Linked DNA regions of Homo sapiens: region 1 is linked to region 2. A link is an interaction called in ENCODE POLR2A ChIA-PET data of the cell type or tissue named here. Cell type or tissue: PC-3. All regions are shown on one strand. Each heading gives the region's core, and the rest is flanking DNA. Links, peaks and the distances in the headings are about the cores only.

Region 1 (10,746 bases), core at 3,252-5,751, 230 kb after region 2:
GAGAGATGCATCATCTTCTCTCTGTCAGAACTACTCAAAGTGTATTTCCACAGGCTGGAAATAGCAATATAAACCAGAAGCTTGTTAGAAATGCAAATGCCCAGGCCTCACCCTGGGCAGACTGAATCTGGGTGACAGGGCCCAGGATTCAGCTCTCCAGGAGGTTCCTGTGAGTGCTCAAGTTTCAGAAGCACTGCCCCAGGACACAGAATAATGGTCAGAGGCTGAATTCAAATTCAACCCTCCCTCTCTCACTCCAAGTTACCCTATGCTGGAGGTACTGAAAAAGGTGCAGAGGAAGGCCAAAACCTTGAATACAAATCATAGGACAGCTTTTATTTGTTGAGAGAATGTGAACTAGGCATTTACCCTCTTATTCCTCTAAAAAAGAATAGGCATACTATTTCAATTAACTTTACTGGGCAGTTGTGAAAACCAAATGAATTAATGTATGTTAAAGTACCTTGTAAACTGCTAAATACCAAACTGTTAAACACCATAAACTTTTGTTGTTTATTGTTATAATTACAGTAAATGTTAGATTATTATTTTATTTCAAACATAAAAAATAGAAACTAATGGGTAAAGTGAGTTTTAAAGTATCTAATTTCCCGGAAGTTTCCATTGCATAATCCTATTCTGGAAATACAAAATTATTGTCATGGAAAAGAAAATGAAGGTACACTGAGTGAGCCCAAGTTGGTGAACAATGACAACAATCATCACCATAATTGTTTGTGTATGAAGCAGAGGTGCCGCTCTGTCTACCCACAGAAGCGCAGCTGACAGAATGGACGGAATATAAGGTCAGACTCAGAACACCTGCATTCTCTCCAGGCTTCTCCACTGACGGGTTATTCGATCTCAGACAAGGCACTTCACCTCTCAGAGCCTCGTTCCTTGCTTGTAAATTTGAAATCATAATAATAACTACTTTAGAATAATAATGACTTATTTGATGTGAGTCTCAGTTAAGAGAATGTCTGTGAAAGTGCTCTGCAAACTGCAATTCACTGCACAAATGTTTTTTTTTTTTTGTTAAAGCTGGCTGACTTGTCTGTTATACTTTATTGTTGCTGCTTTTTTTATTATTATACTTTAAGTTTTAGGGTACATGTGCACAATTGCACAAATGTTAATTGTTCTAGTCGCTGTTGTTATTTACAGTAGGAGAGACTAAAAGGCTCTGAACAAAGAAAACAATGGCTTATAATGGAACTCTTGAGACCTGCTAGCAGTAAGGCTAGGAAAGTAAAAAGACAAGAGGGGAAAAAGCTCTTTAGCTCTCCAGACACTGAGCAGTGCAGGGCAGCTCTCTTGGGTTTGAGGGTGGGTGAGGAAGCCCAGAGCCCGAAAGGCTGCAGGTGTTGCTTCAGAGAAGGTCTCCTCCTGAGGGCCATGCAGCCACCTGATGTCAGAGGATCAGGCATTGGAACTCGGTGCAGCAGACCAGAGCATCCAGCTCAGTGCTATCACAGGCCTGGCCCAACAAGCCAGGACTCACTTTCACAACTTTTCACTTTCATCTCAAACGTAGACTTCGGATGTTATTTCCAAATGAGCTTATACAGTCACAGAGAAACTGATGGAACAAGATGTTACTCATACAACCTTAAAAGTATGTGTCTGATCATTAAGCTGTGTCACTTGGGCATCACCAGCGATTTTTTTTTTTTTAAATAAATCCTTGGGCTATGTTGTGCATTATCCAATTATACTTTTAAAATAAAATATTAATTTATTCATTATATGATGTTTAAAATAGACCATAATTTTTATGAATCTGTTCTGACCCATCTTCATTTTTCACTACATCAGGAGCCTCTGCGAAGCCCCCAGTCAGGTTCAGCAGCTCTAGTAATCACTCTGCTACGTGGGACGTAGCTGGGAAATTGTCATATATACATAGATATGCTTGGGTTTTACTCGAGTAATGTTAAAATAACAACAAACTTCATTTTGTTCATGACCTTGGAAGAGACAGCTCATCTCTGCTCCAACTCAGAATGGACTGCTGTGGTTCAAGGGTTGGGGACTAGAATCCCCTTGAGGCTTGCTCACTCACACATCTGGTGCCCAGGCCAAGAGGACAAACAGTTTAGGGCTCAGACAGTCAGGACTCCTCCATCTCTCTCTTCATGGTCAGTTACTGATTGCAGTACAAGATACTGGGCAGCTGAGATTAGGCTGCTCACACAATAGACTCACATGAAGTGATAAGTACTTATTTTCTAATGCACTCCTTAGAAAATTTTTTCAGGTTATTGTTACTGATATACCTTAGTGGAAATTCAAGGACAGATGTGTGGTGTGGTCAGGTGTGTGAAAGTCTGGTTTTCGGGGATGTTACCAAAGGAAACATACTCGGTTTCTGGTTTGAATATGGGCATTTCTCATGCTTTTACTTCAGAAGACAGAAATGAACAGTTACACTGAGCTGGCTACCTCCAATCCTATCAAGAACTACTCATTTCTGTCCAGGTGTGGTGCCTCACACCTGTAATCCCAGCACTTTGGGAGGCTGAGGCAGGCAGATCACCTGAGGTCAGGAGTTTGAGACCAGCCTGGCCAACATGGTGAAACCCTGTCTGACATGGTTTGGCTCTGTGTCCCCACCCAAATCTCATCTTGTAGCGCCCATAATTCCCACTTGTTGTGGGCGGGGCCTGGTGGGAGATGATTGAATCATGAGGTGGGTTTTCCCTGTGCTGCTCTTGTGATAGTGAATGGGTCTTATGAGATGTTATGGTTTATATATATATATATTTATTATACTTTAATTTCTAGGGTACATGTGCACAACGTGCAGGTTTGTTGCATATGTATACATGTGCCATGTTGGTGTGCTGCACCCATTAACACGTCATTTACATTAGGTATATCTCCTAATGCTATCACTCCCTGCTCCCCTCACCCCACAACAGGCCCTGGTGTGTGATGTTCTCCTTCCTGTGTCCAAGTGTTCTCATTGTTCAATTCCCACCTATGAGTGAGAACATGCGGTGTTTGGTTTTTTGTCCTTGTGATAGTTTGCTGAGGATGATGGTTTCCAGCTTCATCCATGTCCCTACAAAGGACATGAACTCATCCTTTTTTATGGCTGCATAGTATTCCATGGTGTATATGTGCCACATTTTCTTAATCCAGTCTATCATTGATGGACATTTGGGTTGGTTCCAATTCTTTGCTATTATGAATAGTGCCGCAATAAACATACATGTGCATGTGTCTTTATAGCAGCATGATTTATAATCCTTTGGGATCTCATCTCACACAAGTTAGAATGGCGATCATTAAAAAGTCAGGAAACAACAGGTGCTGGAGAGGATGTGGAGAAATAGGAACACTTTTACACTGTTGGTGAGACTGTAAACTAGTTCAACCATTGTGGAAGTCAGTGTGGCGATTCCTTAGGGATCTAGAACTAGAAATACCATTTGAGATGTTATGGTTTTAAAAATGGGAGTCTCTCTGCACAATCTCTGACTTTGCCTGCTACCACCCAAATAAGATGTGACCTTGCTCCTCCTTGCCTCTCGCCATGATTGTAAAGTCTCCCCAGCCATGTGGAATTGTAAGTCCAATAAATCTCTCTCTTTTGTAAATGGCCCAGTCTTGGGTATGTCTTTATCAGCAGCATGAAAATAGACTAATACACCATCTCTACTAAAATTACAAAAATTAGCCAGGCATGGTGGCACATGCCTGTAGTCCCAGCTACTCAGGAGGCTAAGGCAGGAGAATCGCTGGAACCCAGGAGACAGAGGTTGCAGTGAACCGAGATCGCACCACTGCACTCCAGACTGGCAACAGAGTGAGACTCCATCTCAAAAAAAAAAAAAGAACTTCTCATTCCTGAAATACATCTTTGGAGAAATTGGCTTTGCTAGGTGCACGTGCCTATGTCTATGTGGGTTGTTACCAAGTTAGCTTGCTTTCCAACTCAAGCTGGGGTTTTAACCTGTGTTGTAGATCAGCCACCACCTTGACCTACGACTTAATCTCTAGAAAGGAGGTGGCAAAAAGTCAAGTGGTTTGGTAAAAAACATAAAATGACAAAGCTGCTCTCAGGGGCCTAATCTCCCCTTTGCTTTCTAAAAAGCCAAACACACTTTAATTGGATTTATATATTTCAAAGCTGATACAGTTGTACCAAACTTCAAGAGAAAGAGCTATAATGTGAAAGTCCACAAAGGGTGCTTGTCTTCCTCAGATTTTTAACTGCCGTGACTAATCAGGATGAGGGCTAGATGCAATGCGAGGTCTTTTAGAAAGCTGATCTATACTTTTGCAAATGCAGAAAATGCCATTCATCTTTGCTTAATAAGAAGGGATCCTTTCTGAAGTATAAAACCCCCACTTTCTGACTAGGACATAGTTTATCTAATGATCTTAAACTGTTCAGCAATGATAAATTCCTTGTGGAACTGCTGGTAAAAGTGGCTCCAGTATGTTGTCTCTAAATGAGACATTTTTAAGGGCTTATATACTAGTATGAACTACTCTGCTTTTTTTTCTTTTGAATTTTCTTTCAAACACATGGAGTTTAAGTTTTTGGCCAAGTTTTGCTGGCCTTGGAGGTATGGTAATAATAATAATGTTTTAACACTTATGTAGCACTATGTGTCAGACACTAAGTGTTCTCTGCATGTTTCCTCAGGTAAACTCCACAATAACACTATGAGGTAGATACCATTATTATCCTACTTTTGCAGATGAGAAAATTAAGGCTCAGAATAACTTCCCCAAGGTCACACAGTTAGGAAGTAATGGAGCTGAAACTTAAGGCAAGACAGTATGTCTACAGAATCCATGCTTACCAAGGACAGGATCCTGGAAAGCTGGTACTTTTAAGGCAGGGACAGAGGTCAAAATGTTTGCGAAGCTCCAAACAGACTGTTAATCACAGGACACTATCATGAGGTGGGCATGTGCCCAGGAGAGCCAATTAGAGTACCTAATTGCTGCACACAGTGACTAGTTAGGAGTAAGCATATAATCCGAAGCAAGATCAATCAGAGTTCAGAAAAACACATAGATTCTAGGAAGCAAGGGCTCTGTCCTTGAGCTGCCAAGGGCCATTTTTATCATCTTGATGCAAGATTCTTCCTGAGAATAAAATTAATACAGAGAAAACCTAAATGAAGAGTTGGGTGGGGAGGGTTAGAACTGAAGACATTATTTGATCCAGCTGGACCTGAAACCCTCCCTACCTCTGCTCCCTGACCTTCCGGTTAAATGAGCCAGTGCATATCCACTTTTGCTTAATCCAATTTCAAATGGGTTTCTGTCATTTTGCAATAAAGGAATCTGACGGATACAGGGATTTTTACCAAAAACTTTTCAGAGAGGCTGTGGGGGCAGGGCAGAGCTAGGAGCACCAAGGGTAGCTTATATGGAAGCAGATTTGGTTCAATGTAAGTCTATATTCAGCAACTGACATAGTAAGTGCTTAAAAACAAACAGAAAACAAACTTCTGTTGAATGAAATACTGAAATCAAATGTTTCTAGGCTAGTCTGTGGGTAGTGGGTATGAATAATGTCACAGTCATAGTAATAACTAAAGTTTCACTGGCCTATCGCATCCACATACATAGGTCAGATCCTCTTGTCCCCCCAAACTCATTCCCAAGTGCCCTTCTGGGCCTGAATGCTCCTGCACTGGGCACTCCTGTCTAAAGTGGTGGACACCTCAGGACCAATGCTGGGAAATGGTTGGAGGTGAGGTGAAGATGGATGTCTTCTCCCTTCAGAGTGGCACTGTCTGTTACGCTGCTCCTGTCTCCAGATCTGACAGAGTTTTAAATGCAGCAGCTTGTTTGGGTTTTGTTTTCAGTTCCTCTGCTCTTTCAGATATTAATCCCATGGAGGACATCTGCCCCAGTGGCAATGATAAGGTACCTCTCCAGGGACACACGGGCAACGGACATGTACAAGGGAGCTAGAGAGGAAGAACCCTTGCACCTCAGAGGACACTTGGTGAACCCCCAAATAACTGGGGAGGCTTTCACACAAGAACTTAGTAGTATGAAGGGAAATGAGTCAACAACAATATAGGATTAAATCGTGGCTGGTAATGTATAGGGACATTCTGGTTTCACGTGTGCTCCTCAGGGAATTTCTATATAATTACACGGCAAGCTCTATGAAAACTGACAAGCAGATTTGACATTTTGTCAATATTCGAGGCTTAGAATGTGTTCATTAAACCTACTAGGGTATTAAAACTTTTTGATTATTTGGCATTATGTATCAAGATCTTGAAAATGTTTTTTACCCTTTGACCAAGAAATTGCATTACTGGCCTCTATCCTAAGGAAACAATATGAAAAATAGGATTAAAGAAAAAAGTTATGAAAAATGATGTTTATAAGCATGTTATTTATAATAGGGAACGTTTTTTCATATATAGGGGGATAGTCAAACTCCTTATCAGTATAAATAGTGGAGAAATATGCACAAATTCCCATAACCTGAGAATGAGAAAAATCTACATCTTTAATAAAAGGAAATATTGATAAATTCAACAACATCAAAAGGAAAAAAATGCATGGCAAAACAGCATTCCCAGATATTGAAAAAAGGACCCACAACCTAACAGAAGAATTAGCCAAAGACATGAACAGACGGGACTCATAAAATGAAATAAAATGGTCTTTAAACATATTAAAGTTGCTCAAGCACACTTATAATTAGAGAAATGCAAACTGATAGTACACCAAGATACCATTTCTCACCTATCAGATTGGTAAAAGCCCCAAAGTTTGATAACAGGTTTTGATGACAAAACTATGAGAAATCAGCATCTCCTTCATTGCTCCTAGGAATGTAGGAAGTAGCAGAGACCTCATGGAGAGAATTGACAACGTCAAGCAAAATTACACATGCGTGGACCTTGGATCTGGCATTCCTAGCTCTGATAATCTATTCCAAAGTTACAGTAGCCCTAATATAAAATAACATGTGTAATAAAAGGATTGGAATCGACTGACTCTCTATCATCAGGGAACTGATTAAACTATCATAAACCCACACAATGGAGTATACGTAACCACAAAAAAGATGAGAAAAAATTTTGTGGAGTGCTTTTTAGGATATATTCTTAGGTGAAAAAAGCAAGATGCAGAAAAACAAAAATAATATGCTATTTTTGTGTAAGGAGAGGTGAAAGTATGAGTATAAATCCACATGTTTATACAGGTACATAATAATTTCTTATATTTGTAAAAAGAAACGCTGGAAGCCTAAATCAAGATCTAATAAAAATGGTTACCTAAAGGATGAGAAGAATGGAATAAAGGCATCATGAGAAAGCAAAATTTATCTGAGTATGCTTTGAACATAGTTCATCTACTATACAAGCTTAGTGTGATTTATCTTAAGGACAGACCAAAAAAACAAGGATAACAACAATAAAAAACTTCAAAGGAATATTAATTTGTATTGTTTGGCATTGTTAGAAGTAATATTAGCATTGTCATTTTGAAACTATTTGTGTCTATGATAGTTTTATAGTGTAAGATTTATATTGTAATTAATGTAAGAAGAGACATAAAAATATAAAATCAAATGTATTAGGTAAAATCCTATAATATTTAAATTTGAATTATAAATATTAGTATACATTTAGAATTATAAAGACACACACACACACACACATATATATATACACATACATTTTTTAAGAAAGAACTTAAAGCTCTGTCTTTGCTCTGTCCATGGAAAAGCTATGGAAGCCAAGCCTCCCATGTACTAATGAACATCCTTAGTATTCAGATTTGGTTTCTAAATATCATTCTAAATATCAATATTCTAAATATCAATAGGAAGGGCTTCCTAGGTGCAATGGCTAATTCCAGGAATAGAGCAGGGAATATACATGAGCCTGACTCATGTTGTTATGCCAGAAAGCAATGAAGCTATCAAAGGTTAATGACATATTATCAAAAAGACATGGAAGCCAGCTTGCAATGGATCCCATGAGCCAAAGTTGGGACAATCTGTGTATTAAAAAGAATAAATTGAAGCACATTAAATATTTTTTAAAAATCAATATGTTACTAATGTTAGTCAAAAGTGAGAAAGCCTCACACTCACCTCTAGAGAAACACCCTAATCTGTTACAATTCAGGGTATCTACTTCACTGGTTTCTTACTCTGAATATTGACAGTTAAATGGAGAGAATCAGACATTTATTTTCCTGTTATGTAGGAACTGCCTTTCAGGATGTGGCAGACTGCACCTTCCAGAGATGGCCACAGTGTTCCCCATCCCACATGCTCTTTTACAGTGTGACTGTTCTACCCTACCATCAAGAAGTGGGCTCTATGTCACCTCCTCTTGAATCTGGGCAGTCTGGTGATGGTTTTGACTAGTAACAAACAGACTACGATGAGAGTAATTCTTTGTGATTTTTGAGGATAGGTCATAAAAGGCAATTCAGCTTCTGTCATGTCTGCTGGGATATTCATTCTGGAGTTCTGAGCTTCTACATAAAAAAGTCTAATTCCCCTGAGGCCACCATGCTGTGAGGAAGCCCAAGCCACATGGATAGTCCACATGTAGGAGCTCTGGTTAGCAGTCTCAGCTGAGCTCAGTGTTCAAATCATTCTGGCCCAAGAGAGACTATGCATGAAGGAGCCTCCAGATCATTCAAGTGTCCAGTTGTTGAGTCACTGTAGCCCTTGAGTCTTTCCAGCTGAGGCCCAGACATCACAGAACAGATCCCCATTGTGCCCTGTCTGAATTCCTCACCCACAGAATCCACAAACATAATAAAATTCTTATTTTACACCATTAAGTCTGAGATGGTTTCCTACACAGCAATATTACCTAAAATTCAGGGTCACTAAAGAGTCCTAGTTAATAAAAGAAAGCTCTTCTTTTGAAAATAATCTCATTAATAAATATAGAAAGAAAAAGAATCTCAATAAAATTTCATCAAATAAATATAGAAGTGATAGAAATAGAAACTGACATTTTAAAACCCCTTAAGAGATATTTGATTTAGGCGATATCCAGTAATGATGCTAAAATCATTAGGGAAAAGACTGAATGGTAGCTGGATATTTGCAGGATGCTAAAACATTACCTCAATTGATTATTTGCTAACCTAAACGGGAAAATAAATACAACTTTAAAATTGACAGATGAGGGTGTCACTATTTAAAGTTCCTCATGAAGTAATCTTATCGTCATATGTGGTAGAACAATTTTATATTAGGTGCATTCTGATGTAATATGAAATACAGTCCCCTAGAAAGTGTTTTTACCAAAAACGTGATTAAGATTCAAGTGTCAATTTAAATGCAAGGATTAGGAGAATATGTTTAATAATGTCTCCAGGAAGCAATCCAGAAGGCAGAAAAGTCTAATTGAAAACTGACCCAGTTTCCTCAAGTCAGTGGAAGGGAAAAAGACTGGGGACAGAGGGAGGATTCTAAGTTAAAAGAGACTCAAGAGCCATGACAGCAAAATGCAATTCATGCACCTTGTTTGAGTTTAGATTTGAGCAAAAATGGTAAGAAGACCTTTGCAGAGACTACTGGCAACTTCTAATATTGGCCAGGTATTAGGTGATATTAAGGAATAAATACTAACTTTGTTAGAACTGATATTGATGTTGGCATTAAATGCCCTTATTGTTTAGCGATGCAAACTGGAGTACTTGGTGGTGACATATTATGATATCTGTAATATATTTTTAAACACCTTGGCAAAAATAAGTACAAAAATTGTAAATGTTAATTATTGTTAAATGTAGGTAATGAGTTTTGGGGGGTTCATCATTATATTTTCTCTATTTGAAATTTTTCATTGCATAAAGTCAAAAATTTGTATAGTTAATTATAATTATAAAAATGTTTTAGAGAGCCTAAGTGGTCAACCATAAAGGAATATCTGATTCAGTTATAGTGCAACTTCTAGATGGACTCTTTAGTCGTGTAAGATGATCATTGCAAAGATTATAAAAAAGTAGTGGTGCAAGTCGATAGTTCCAGCTACTCGGCAGGCTGAGGCATGAGGATGGCTTGAACCTGGGAGGTGGGGGCTGCAGTGAGCTGAGTTTGCGCCACTGAATTCCAGTCTGGGTGACAGAGTGAGACTCTGTTTCAAAAAAAAAAAGAAGAAGAAGAAGAGTTGTGATTTATAAGTTAAATATGCATATGCAAAATTATAATTTCATAGTGACTTCAATTTTACTTGAAGGAATGTGTGTGTGTACGTCCTCTTAAAATTCACATCAAGTCTACATCATTTCTCACTTTCTTGCTTGTTGGTCTTGAGGATGGCTTGTCTGAAGTAATCAAAGCCAATGCCTGCCTGTGCCAGGCACTCTGAGGGGATGGCGGTCCCGAGCACAGCATTGAACATCACTTTGGAGGAGCCTCTAATCGTTCATGAGGACTCCAGATTATCTCTTTTACACCTTATTATGGGAAAACACAGTATTCTTGTTGGCTTCCCATTTTAAATATTATATAGCCGAGAGAGAGACTGCCAAAGTCAGGAAGAAAGCCATGTTGAGATTTTAGATCATTTATTAATAAAAGTTGACAGTGGCCAGCTCTTCTTTTCCTGCTCTAAAGACCCTAATAAAGGCAGTGCTGGGCATAGGCTCAGATGCTGGAAGGATGTGGGAGAAGAGGAAGACAATCTGATGAGCTTACCTTTATTCCTGTCACCTGGTTCTGGCTTCGTGAGTATCTCCAACCCCAACTTGCTTGCCTCTCCCCATCTCAAC
Region 2 (10,746 bases), core at 4,725-7,224:
GGAAGAGCCAAACTTCACCTTTTACTGTGAAAACTTAGTTGATAATTCCTAAAACTGGAAAAAAATGTAGCAAATATTTTAAGAGGTAGGAAGTAAATACCCAAGGAACCCAAAGAATCAGCAAGAGGAAATGCAAGGGGTTGCTGTGGGGAGAAAGAAATGCAGGGGCAGGGAGGCTGGGGACTACCATTTGACTTCATAAACTTTGATCTAGTTGACTATGTGCTTGTATAACTTTGATAAAAAACAGTTAAAAAATGGCATGTTCCAGATCCAAGCAGATATGCTCAGGGTTGTCTGTTGTTTTGGGTTATCCATAGACATTAAATGTAGTATTAAACTATTTTATTTTGATATATTATAGGTAAACCAAAAGTATAAATAATAATACAACAAACTCCTGTGTACCTACCAGCTCGCACAAAAGATAAAATATTTAAGGTTCAATCGAAAACTTCTGAGTGCATCTTCCAATTCCCCTCCTCCCCAGAGATAATAATTTTTCTAAATTTGGTATCTTGTTCCCATGCTTGTTTTACTACAAAGACATGTGTCCATAATCTATTAGTAAAGACCTTTGTGGTAATGGTATTATGCATTCATAACGATTGACACATGTATATGACTGAGTCATCTGAGCTTCATCTTGATAAAGCAGATCCTCCTCAATTTCGCCTTGCTTTCACCAATATCCTGTCAAAAGTGCAGTCTTACTGCTGTGCAGTCCTGTGAATGGTGATTGGTCCTGACCCAATCACATGCCGGAAGGAAAAGAAATTCCTCACTCAGAATTCCTCACCTTACATTTCTGCAATGTGCGTTGCCCTGGAAGAGCTTCTTTGGCCTCAGGGAATGTCAAGAAGTTGGGTAAAATGAAAGGGAGAGATCTGTCATCTGACACTGAGCTTCTTTGAGGAAACTTCATTCAGTCATTCAACAAATATGTATTGAGCTTCAGTTCCCTAGAGGCAACAATCCAGATGCAATCTGCTCTCTGGATTTATGATTTAATGGAGCACACAGGTGAGTACATATCTCTGAGACTCAACTCCCCTCGGCTTTGATTTCGTTCCTGGATTTCTGCCTATTCCTCATTACTCTACTTGCTGCCATGATGAGATGCACCTTCCAGCCTAACGCACTATTTTTAGTCTCCAGGGGAAGCTCTCTTCATTCAGACAGAAGCTCCAGGGAGATTTTAGTGTTCCCAACAACTTCAGAATGGGGGTTTGTACTTCCAGGCAGAGCCAGTCATGTGACATATGAAGGCTTAATTTACCCACCTAGAATTTAGTGCCCACTGGAGCTGGCCATTTCACAGTCTCCTGTTTACAGGTTGCTCCAGCCCTGCTGGCCCCTGCTTCCACATCTGTGTGGGGGCCCTGGTGGCTCACTGCAGGCCCTGTGCCCTCTTCATGACACACTATGCTGGGATGATGTCCTCTGTGGAAACCTCTTGAGCGCAAATGGCCCCTTTATGACAGAAACACCACAAGTACATTCCCCAAGGGTGCTGTTTGCTGTGGTAGTCCGTCTACAGATTTTCCCACCAGGATCCTGGAGCAGGTCCAGTTTGGAATTGCCACCCATGAGAAGGGAACAGATGACCATGGAATGAAGTAATAGCCCTTCCCCCTTCCCTCTTCAACCCTTTGATTTCGGAGGATCTGCATTCACTATTAGTGGTCAGGAGTCCTGCAGCTTCCTTTTGAATTAGGAAGATATGGGAATAAGAGGTCTTTTAGGCACTTAAAAGTGGCAACAAATAACCCACAAAACTACTATCTACAGCTTGAGCAACCCTTACTATGAACCTCCCTGGATCTCAGCCATGAAAACAACTCAAGCCAACCTCCAAAATAGGCTCCTTGCAGATGCTTTCTTTAAAAAAAAAAAAAAAAAAGCAAAATTAAAAAAAACAACAACAAAAAATTCATCCAGAAGCAATAATAAATATTTGTAGAATGCAGTTCTACTGTTGGTTACTTGGCTCAAGTTTATCTGTGAAAAATATGTTATGGGCTGACAAATAGCATGGCTGTCAAGAAATTTATCACCATTTTTCCCCACAAAGCAGCTGGTTTCAGATTCAAATGAGGCTCTGCACTGTGATTTCGCCTTTACCGAAGTTGCCAAGGAAAGGTCCATGAGGCATGGAGAAGACTCCTGCTGAGGGTGGTCCCCACATTATTCTTTGCATTTTCTAGAAGGCCTTTCAGATTGAATACATGGCCATTTATTGAAAAAGGCCAGCCGGGCCTGGTGGCTCACACCTGTAATCCCAGCACTTTGGGAGGCCAAGTTGGGCAGATCATGAGGTCAGGAGCTTGAGACCAGCCTGGCCAACATAGTGAAACCGTGTCTCTACTAAAAATACAAAAATTAGCCGGGTGTGGTGGCGTGCACCTGTAGTCCAGTTACTCAAGACCTTGAGGCAGCAGAGTCGCTTGAACCCGGTAGATGGAGGTTGCAGTGAGCCGAGACTGCACCACTGCACTTCAGCTTGGGCAACAGGGCAAGGCTTCGTTTATAAAAAAAAAAGAAAAGAAAAGAAAAAAAGAAAAAGGCCTACATTGCATTAGATAGCTCCCTATGTAGGCACTTTTGCAAATTTTGGCTCCTTTGAGCTTCAGGGCAATGTTTCTTGGTAGATAATACCACAAACTCCATTTCACAGACAAAATGCAGATCAGAGAGGGGGAAGCAACTTGCTCAGAAAGTGGCAGATTATTCTGGTTTTATGAAGCTGAGTTAGTGTTCCTTACTGTTCTTATAACCACTTATTCTTTTTTAATGACAACTTAACGAGAGGAGTTAATAAGTGATTACACTGAATCACAGCCATGTCCTACCATCTTAGAATGGTGCCTTGCAAACCTGACCTCTACCTGAAATTATGGACTAATTTCCAACTGTCTACTCAACATCTCCCTTGGATAGCTAGTATGCTTCTCCAAGTTGACAAGACCAAAACAAATCTTTTGAGGTTTACCTCCAAGTCAGCTACTCCCATAGTTTTCTCTATTTCTGTAAATCACCCCACTACCTACCCACTAGCCTAAGCCAAATTCTCATCCATGAGAAATCCTATTGAAAAATACAACAAAATCAGTGCACTTCTTTCTTCTCTACCCCTCCTGCTCTAATCCTTCTTCTCTCTCTTACCAAGATCATTATAGAAGAGCAGTAGTAGCCTGTTCTCTGATTCTTCTATTTTTACTCTTCCCTTCAATCCCTTCTCCATTTTCCATACACAAATCAAATAAAAATGCAATTTCTTACCCAAAGCTCTTCAATGGCTTGACCCTTCAATGGCTTTTAGGTTAAAATCAGAACTCCTACGTGACTTCCTTATTTGCCCCTCATCTCACACCAATCTTACATTCCCCACCACGCCAGCTACTCTGGCCATCCTCTCTCTTTCTTGAACATGCCAAGCCAATATCATTCCTGTCTCAAGACGGGTGTTACTCCCCTTGCCTCTGATTGTTGCATGCCTGGCTCCTGCTTGGCCTTAGATCTTAAGTGTCACTTCCTCAGAAAAGGCTTTCCTGATCACCCAACTTAAAGGAAAACTCAGTTATTTTCTATGACATCATCACCATTTTCCTAATTTTTCTTTATAGTACGTACTGATAGCTGGTTGTATTCATGCACTTAATATTTACTTCCCCCTGTAGAATGTAGATTTGGACTGATTTTTCTTATTTGTCTCCAACACCCAGAACAGTTTTCCTCAACACCTAGAACAATGCATGACACAGAATAGGCATATCATATGAATGCTTTTGTGTGTAGCCGCAAAGAATGGTTTCTGGGAGATTTTTCTAGGTGTCTTCTATGACCCAGCCCTCAGAGGTAGAGATGTACACTGTTCTTTTTTATATGTCCAGAAAAAAGGTGACAATTTCAGAGATTAATGTTGCATTCAAGGACACAAACCTAGTTCGTGAGAGAGTTACAGCTAGACCTCAGGTCTCTTTTCACGGGACCACTATCGACTGTCTCTCACTCTGTCTCCAGGATGTCAAGGGCTTGCTGTGTGAATAGTGAAGCCTTCTTCATCTTCCTTAAATAAAAGTTTGTCTTTAATTAAGTCAAATAATTTGCTCATTTATTTAATCTTCATGCACTTATTTGACAAACATATACTCAATGTTCAGTGTTTCCAAACACTTTGATATGATTGTAGAAGAGGTTCTGTATTTGTGGCCTGAGCTTTCTGAAAAAGAAAAGGAACTGATTGCAGCTGCTGGGGGATTTCTGGCCAATCAGAAGGAACATTTGACTAAAGAGCTGAGTCTACTCCTAGGAGACTGAGAGTTGGCCTATGGGAAAAATTCTCAAAGACCCTACTGCCCCCACAACATCTCCCTCACTGTGTTTGTCATCAGGAGTTACATGGGTACCACAGTGTGTGTACCTCTGGGGCTAGCAATATGGGAGCTCTCCCCCATGGACCCTCGGCTTGGCAGCCTGAGGTCTAGCTAAAACTTTACAGGCATGTACAGGTGAAGGCAAATAGTATGACTCATGGCAGAATGACAGAGATGTGTTGGACTCTGGCCTTTTTGGTCACATTTTGAGTGCTTTGCCCCACTGGTCCTGCCCTTCCCTAATGTTACATACCCTGAAGAAAGAAACTGAACAATATATTTTAAGCAAATGTCATGTGAGTGAGCCTATCCTGGCTACCTTAGTTACACTGTAGTTCTCCCCCTACTTGGTCCTCCCCACCCCCATTCCCTATCTGTTTTGCCCCATAGCATTTATTAGTCTCAAACCCACTAGATAATATATTACTTCTTTGCTTATTGCAGCCTCCCTTTACTGAAGGGAGCTGAATGTAAGCTCCTCCATGAGGGTGGGATTTTTTTTGTTTACTTCTGCATCCCTAGCACCTTTAAGAGTGTCTGGACATTATAGATGATTAGTAACTATTTGTTGAATGAAAAAGTAAATCAGACACCATGAAGTATGCAATATTTTTGACCTAGAAATTCTATTTCTAGAAATCTATTCTTCACAAATAGGCATGAATGAATGGAAAATATGTGAACTAGTATTGTTCATTTCCTTATTATTTAGAAGTGTGAAAAATGAGAAAGAGCCATTCAGCAATAAGGGATTATTTAAATAAACTGTGGTACATTTATACAATAGAATGTTATCAACTTAAAATTCATGTCTGAGAAGAATTTTTAATAACATGGAGACGTGTTAGGATACGTTGTTAAATGCAAATAATGAGTATTGTAGAATTTGATTGCAAATTTGTAAAATGCCTATGTATGCAGACACAGAAAAAATAGTGGAAAGATAACCAAAAGTTGACAGTAGTTATCTCTGGGAGATGGAGTTAACAGATTATTTCAATTTTCCTTTTTTGTGCTTTTCTCTGTTTTGAACTTTTCTATGATGGAGAGAGGACGGCATTGGTGATGGTGGGTGTTTCCCCCGGGCCTGGGGCACTGGGAGAAATGACCTTCTCTTTGTTACCTCCAGGTAACCACAGCCTCAGGGAGACCCCTCTCACACAGATGCTGGGGCTTGGTCATGTGACTTGCTTTGGCCAATGGAGCTTTAGCAAACATGAAACATTTAAAAAGCACTTCTGCGTTGGGACTATCTTGCTGCTGGGAGTTCTTCTCCCTTCATGTGAACAAACCTGCACTGATAAAAGATTGATGGGAGAACAAACCTGCAGGATTAGAGGCTATATGACAAGAAGCTTCAGCCATCCCAGCCATGCCAGTCATCCCAACTGAGAGACCTCAGACGTGAGGTCACAATATGGTGGCTACTAAACATTTAAAACGTGGGTAGTCGACATGCGGATGTGCTGTCTGTATTGTATAAAATGCACACTGGATTTTGAAAATTTGTATGATAAAACAAATGCCAAATATTTCATTTATAATTTTTCTGTTAATTATATATTGAAATAATATTTTGAGTACATCAGGTTAAATGTTAGAATATTATTAAAATTAACTTTACTAGTTTCTTTTAATTTTTAAAAATGTGGGTACTTGAAAATTTTGAATACATACATGGTCTGTATCATATTTCTATTGGACAGCTCTATACTAGACCATGTAGCCACAGCCAAGTCATCCCAGACCAGAACCACCTAAGTGACTCAGAATTAAAGCAAATAAAATAGTTGTTACTATAAATCACTGATTTGAGATATTTCATTCTTTAGCAAAAAGTCTCTAATATCACAAGTATACTGTGTTTTACAGATCCTACCAACTTCACTTCTTGGCCTTATAGGAAGGAGCCACAGTCCCAAAGAAGTCTGGGGAGAGCAGGATGTGGCAGAGAACAATGATCGGTGCCTTGGTGTGGAACGGGGAGCATTGGTGAAAGGGTGCAGAGTTTGGGGGAGGGGAAAGCTGAGGGTTCTTGGCCTTCTCAGATTCCCAGTCTGGAAGGCACACTTGCTCAGCCTGCGGCCTGGAGAGCAGGGGCTTGGGAAATGCTGGAGAGGCCCTTTCTCCCCTTTCCCGCTCACACCCTCCTTTCCTATCTGCCCTGTCTGTGCTCTGCTGTCCTATCCCACAGAGTTCTGTGGGAAAAAACACTACATCAACAACAACAAGATAATAAAGGGCATGTCAATGAGAGAGCAGGACAGGGGAGGGGGAAAGGGTGATTTTGGCAGCAATACCCCATCATCTAGTGCCTCTGCACTTCCCTCACCTCCCTCCTCCCTGAACCAGATGGGATTGGAAGTCAGAGCTGAAGGAAGCCATAGAGATTGCCCACCTAACCCCTTTCTCTTACTGATGAGGAAACTAAGCCCCAAAGACATTGGCTGATTTGCCTAGGGTCACACAAGAAATTTGTGATGGTCAGGTCAAGAATTCAGTTTCCAGACTCTCAGCCCAGTGCTCTTTCTGCCACTCCCCATGATACCAGCTTGTCGGGTATCAGTCATGTTACACTCAGCCTTGGCTTTTGGAGACCCATTTCCAAGGGCAGTGTGAATCCAAGGGTTTCTTTTTGCCTGAGCACCATTTCTCTCTTTGAGCTGATTCCTCCACTGCTACTTAACTTTGGCTCCAAGATGTCAGAGGTTCAGAGTCCATTCCCATGGGGGCCTCTCTTTCCTCCTGCGGTGCTTTCCTTGGGTGGACTCTCACTTCTGTCCCCTCTCACCTTCTGCTGTATGCTGATTAAACAGAGCTATAGGCCCTGGAATGTTTCTGCAGCCAGCACACAGAGACTGATCCTGTAGCACAGGGACAAGGATTGACAGCCTTGCCAGAACCTCTCAGGCAATGGGATGAGGGAGTGGGATTGGCTGGGAGTAATGTGAAGGAGGGTGAGGAAGTCCTGGAGGCACCTCTTCTCTCCCTGTGCATGCCCAAATGATGAGCTGGGCTGGGATAATCCTTGTATCTACTCTGCTTCTGAGCACAGCCCACTTTGGAAGCCAACTCTTTCATACTTACACCATTTACTGCCTCGCTGCATTTATCATGTGACTCCAATGTGGACAATCTGTGGCTGTTCTCCATGATTTGAGCACATGCCGAGATGCTGTGATCATCTCAGGGATGTTGGCATCCACTCGGACCCATCCCTGCACTCTCCCAGCTCAGTTTCTTGATGGAGTCAGCTCCACTGACTTATCTCTGTTTCGCGTTAGCTGTTGTTGGCCAAATCTTGGGACTGATTGCTAGGCCATCGCCAAACACAGACTTGCTTATCTTCAGGATTCCACAATCTCTGGCTCTACTCTCCTGTGCATTCAGTCTTTTCACTCTGCTACATCTGTGAAGCGTTCTTTTTCTCTTAGTTCTCCTTGCTGACTCGGTCCCCTATCTGGGTGAAGGCACACAGTGCTTCCCTTCTAGAAGCTTGCTTCCTTTCCTTGGGACAGAAGAATTCATGCCTGAAAGGCTGCTTAATGTCAACAAAACAACATGCAAAGAGGCGTTGAAACCAACAACCTAAAAAGGGTCTGATTAAAAAAAATTCTGTCCAGTGTGTAGAACTTTGTCACCATGATGCTAAGCATCTTAATATTTTCAAAGCATTCTCCACTTTTCAGCCAGATGTTTGAAGTCAGGCAGATGTGCCTAATATTGCATAATTACAAAGCTGCTTACTCTCAGTTTCAGGAGGCAAACGTGGCCCAATCCAGGGAAATCAGCAGATGGCATGTCATGGCCATCGCAGATCTGAGGAGCTGGCCTTTGGGTGATTTCTGGTCCACATGACAAACATTCAAGGTGAATTAGAGGAGAAAAGCTACATGAAGTGATGTGCAAGTTGAAAAGAGAAAAGGGTGTGGTGCTATCCAGGAACCATCTAACGAAAAACCTCTTGCAAGGCAGATTGAGAATTTTAAAACAACACTCTCCGACCCAACTGCCCCGTGACATCTGTTAACACAAAAGGCAGAACTATTTCCAGGAAAAGCTCTCAGTGTTTGCAAGGGTGAGACCCTTCTGATGTTTTTGCAACTTTAGTTAAAGAGCCGAGGGATGGATTCACATCCTCGGCATTTCCCATGGGGGAACTCACAGACCGGTTGTACACAATGGTGTACATTCAAATGAAAAGAGAAAAAGTCAATCAGTTATCCAGATGTTTTTGAATTGTACCTGGACATAGCCACAGTGGGGATTTGGTCCATGGTAATAATATATTATTCTTGCAAGATGGTGAGAGAAAAATGTTCTGAAAGGAAAAAGAATGTGTTTTCTTCATACCCTTTTATACTTTCTTCTCCTTTTGGGGTTTATGTTTAACAGCATCCAGCAAAACAGAACATGGAGACTGAGGACAGAAAAGAGAAAGAAGCGTAGGGCAAGACCCCTCCTCCAAATTGCAGGTGGGTGCTCCTGGTTGGATAGAAATAGACTTGGAGTGGGGTAGGAGTTGTGGAAACAATACTTAGGCAGAGCCTGGCAGCTCCAGGGTGAAGGAGCAGATACATAGTAGGTGGGCACTCAGAAAGTATGAATGGCATTAAACACGACAGTTTGTTTCTCACATAGTTTTTTAGTATTTCTTTCTTTGAAGTCTAAACTTTCACCATTAGAAATCTAGTTCTTTGACTTAAGGAAAAGGTTCTCAGACATAAGTGTGCATAGGAGTCATCCTAGAAATATGTTAATTTGCAGGTTTCTGGGTGGAGGCCACTCTCAGAGATTCAGATTCAGTAGGTCTGGGGTGGTTCCCATGAATGTGCACTATGAACAAGTATCCCAAATGGTTCTAGCGTGTCTCTACTTTGTGAGACAATTAAGGCATTGCCTATTCCAGCTATTCTCTTTCAAAAGAAGACACAGGCTGCAAAGAGTAACCGTCCATCCACAGTATGGGAACCAGGTTCCAGAAAAGCTAGGGTCTAATCTCAGCTCTCCACCCTTCTTGCTGTATGATTTTGCGCCATACAAATACACTCTAAGAAATTCATTTTCCTCACCCACAAAATGGAGAAGAAAATTTTAGCCTAAATACCTGTCTGACTGATGGGTCAATGTAATAACATTATTAAATAAAATGATTAATGTAAAAGCCTTGAAGAGGCTTTGAAAAGTATTTCATTCTATCCACATATAAATTGTTCTTATTATTTCCCATTATCACCCATTAACACATGCATTTGAACTAGTTTGCGAGATTAAGCATTAGTGTAAGAGATGAACTTAGAGCGTAAGGGATAGCTCAGAAAGGGAAGGTGTGGGTAGTGCCACTGTGGCTTGCCCAAGGCTGCCAGGACGGCTCAGGAGGACCCCGAGATGGGGAGATAGGCGAAGTATGGGGATGAGGGGTGGGGTGAGCATTGGAGAAAATCTGAACTTCACAGTTTTGTTTCAGGTTTCAGGTTATTGGGCACTAATAATGTGCTTGGGGAGAGTTCTGTGTTTTTTACTCTCAAGATATTTTAATAAGCCTTGAGAGACCCACAGAGTAGAGTGTAGGAGGACAGTTTTTTGTGGAAAAATAAAGAAGAGGAACATTATGGAAATTGTATGGGAAAAGAATCAGCTTCAATGTAAAACTTAAAGAACGTATTCAAACCAACCACAGACGGCCTCTCACCTTCTGGATAATCTTGCTCTACTTTTGGACAACAAGAATGGTTGGCTATCTTCATATCCCCTAGGCTGGTTTAGAAATAGCCACTTCCTTTGGGAATTCAAGCCAATAAAGAACCCTGCCTTCCAAGGGTGGAGAACTGAGCTATGTGTGTGTGCATTCATCTCCCACAAAGAGGGGCGTAACATCTCCATCTCCCCTGCTGCTTGCGATTAGCAAATTTGGGAACAGGGGAATGATGCCTGTCTCTTCCTTAGCACAGAACGTCAGAGGCCCGAAGATGTGATTCCTAAGGGAAGGGAGGAAATATGTACAGGGTGGACTGGGGAGCAGGGCCAGTTGCACAAGGAGCCTGCAGTGGAGAGCTCAACATGAGCCTGGATCCAGCAGATTACATCTTGGCCAGCTAGACCATTCTGAATCAGACAGATCCCGAAGCTCCCTGCCTGTGTTGTCAGCTCAGGGCACCAACTAGAGTTCGTGCAGCCACTTGGCATGGCACTGTTGGGGCACTGAAGGACATCTGCTTCCGGGGTTGGGGGGGTGGGGGAAGTGGCAGACTTTAAAAACCAGTGGAGAGGGTGAGACAGGAAATGAAGAGCAACACATTTCTCATTTAAAATTTTGTGGAGAGGGGAAACAAATGGAGACTGGATTATCAACTGGGAATTTGGCCTGGAA

Evidence for each region. ChIA-PET counts read pairs that join two places held together with the same protein. Peaks named below come from ENCODE experiments on the same cell type or tissue, not always from the same donor. Only the 100,000 strongest peaks of a DNase experiment are listed, where the experiment ranks them.
Region 1: POLR2A ChIA-PET joins it to region 2 with 10 read pairs; 3 of 35 experiments call an interaction of 5 or more read pairs at or near these places.

Annotation. Positions count from the first base shown.
Region 1 is chr1:115,436,625-115,447,370 of GRCh38, forward strand. No RefSeq gene overlaps it. Among named protein-coding and RNA genes, the nearest start is that of NGF, 100 kb to the left of the region's middle. In PC-3, for the core only: no CTCF peak of the experiment used is centred there; a DNase peak (open chromatin) is centred at 4,247; H3K27ac peaks cover 1,007 bases.
Region 2 is chr1:115,209,748-115,220,493 of GRCh38, forward strand. No RefSeq gene overlaps it. Among named protein-coding and RNA genes, the nearest start is that of NGF-AS1, 68 kb to the right of the region's middle. In PC-3, for the core only: no CTCF peak of the experiment used is centred there; a DNase peak (open chromatin) is centred at 6,174; H3K4me3 peaks cover 875 bases; H3K27ac peaks cover 2,055 bases.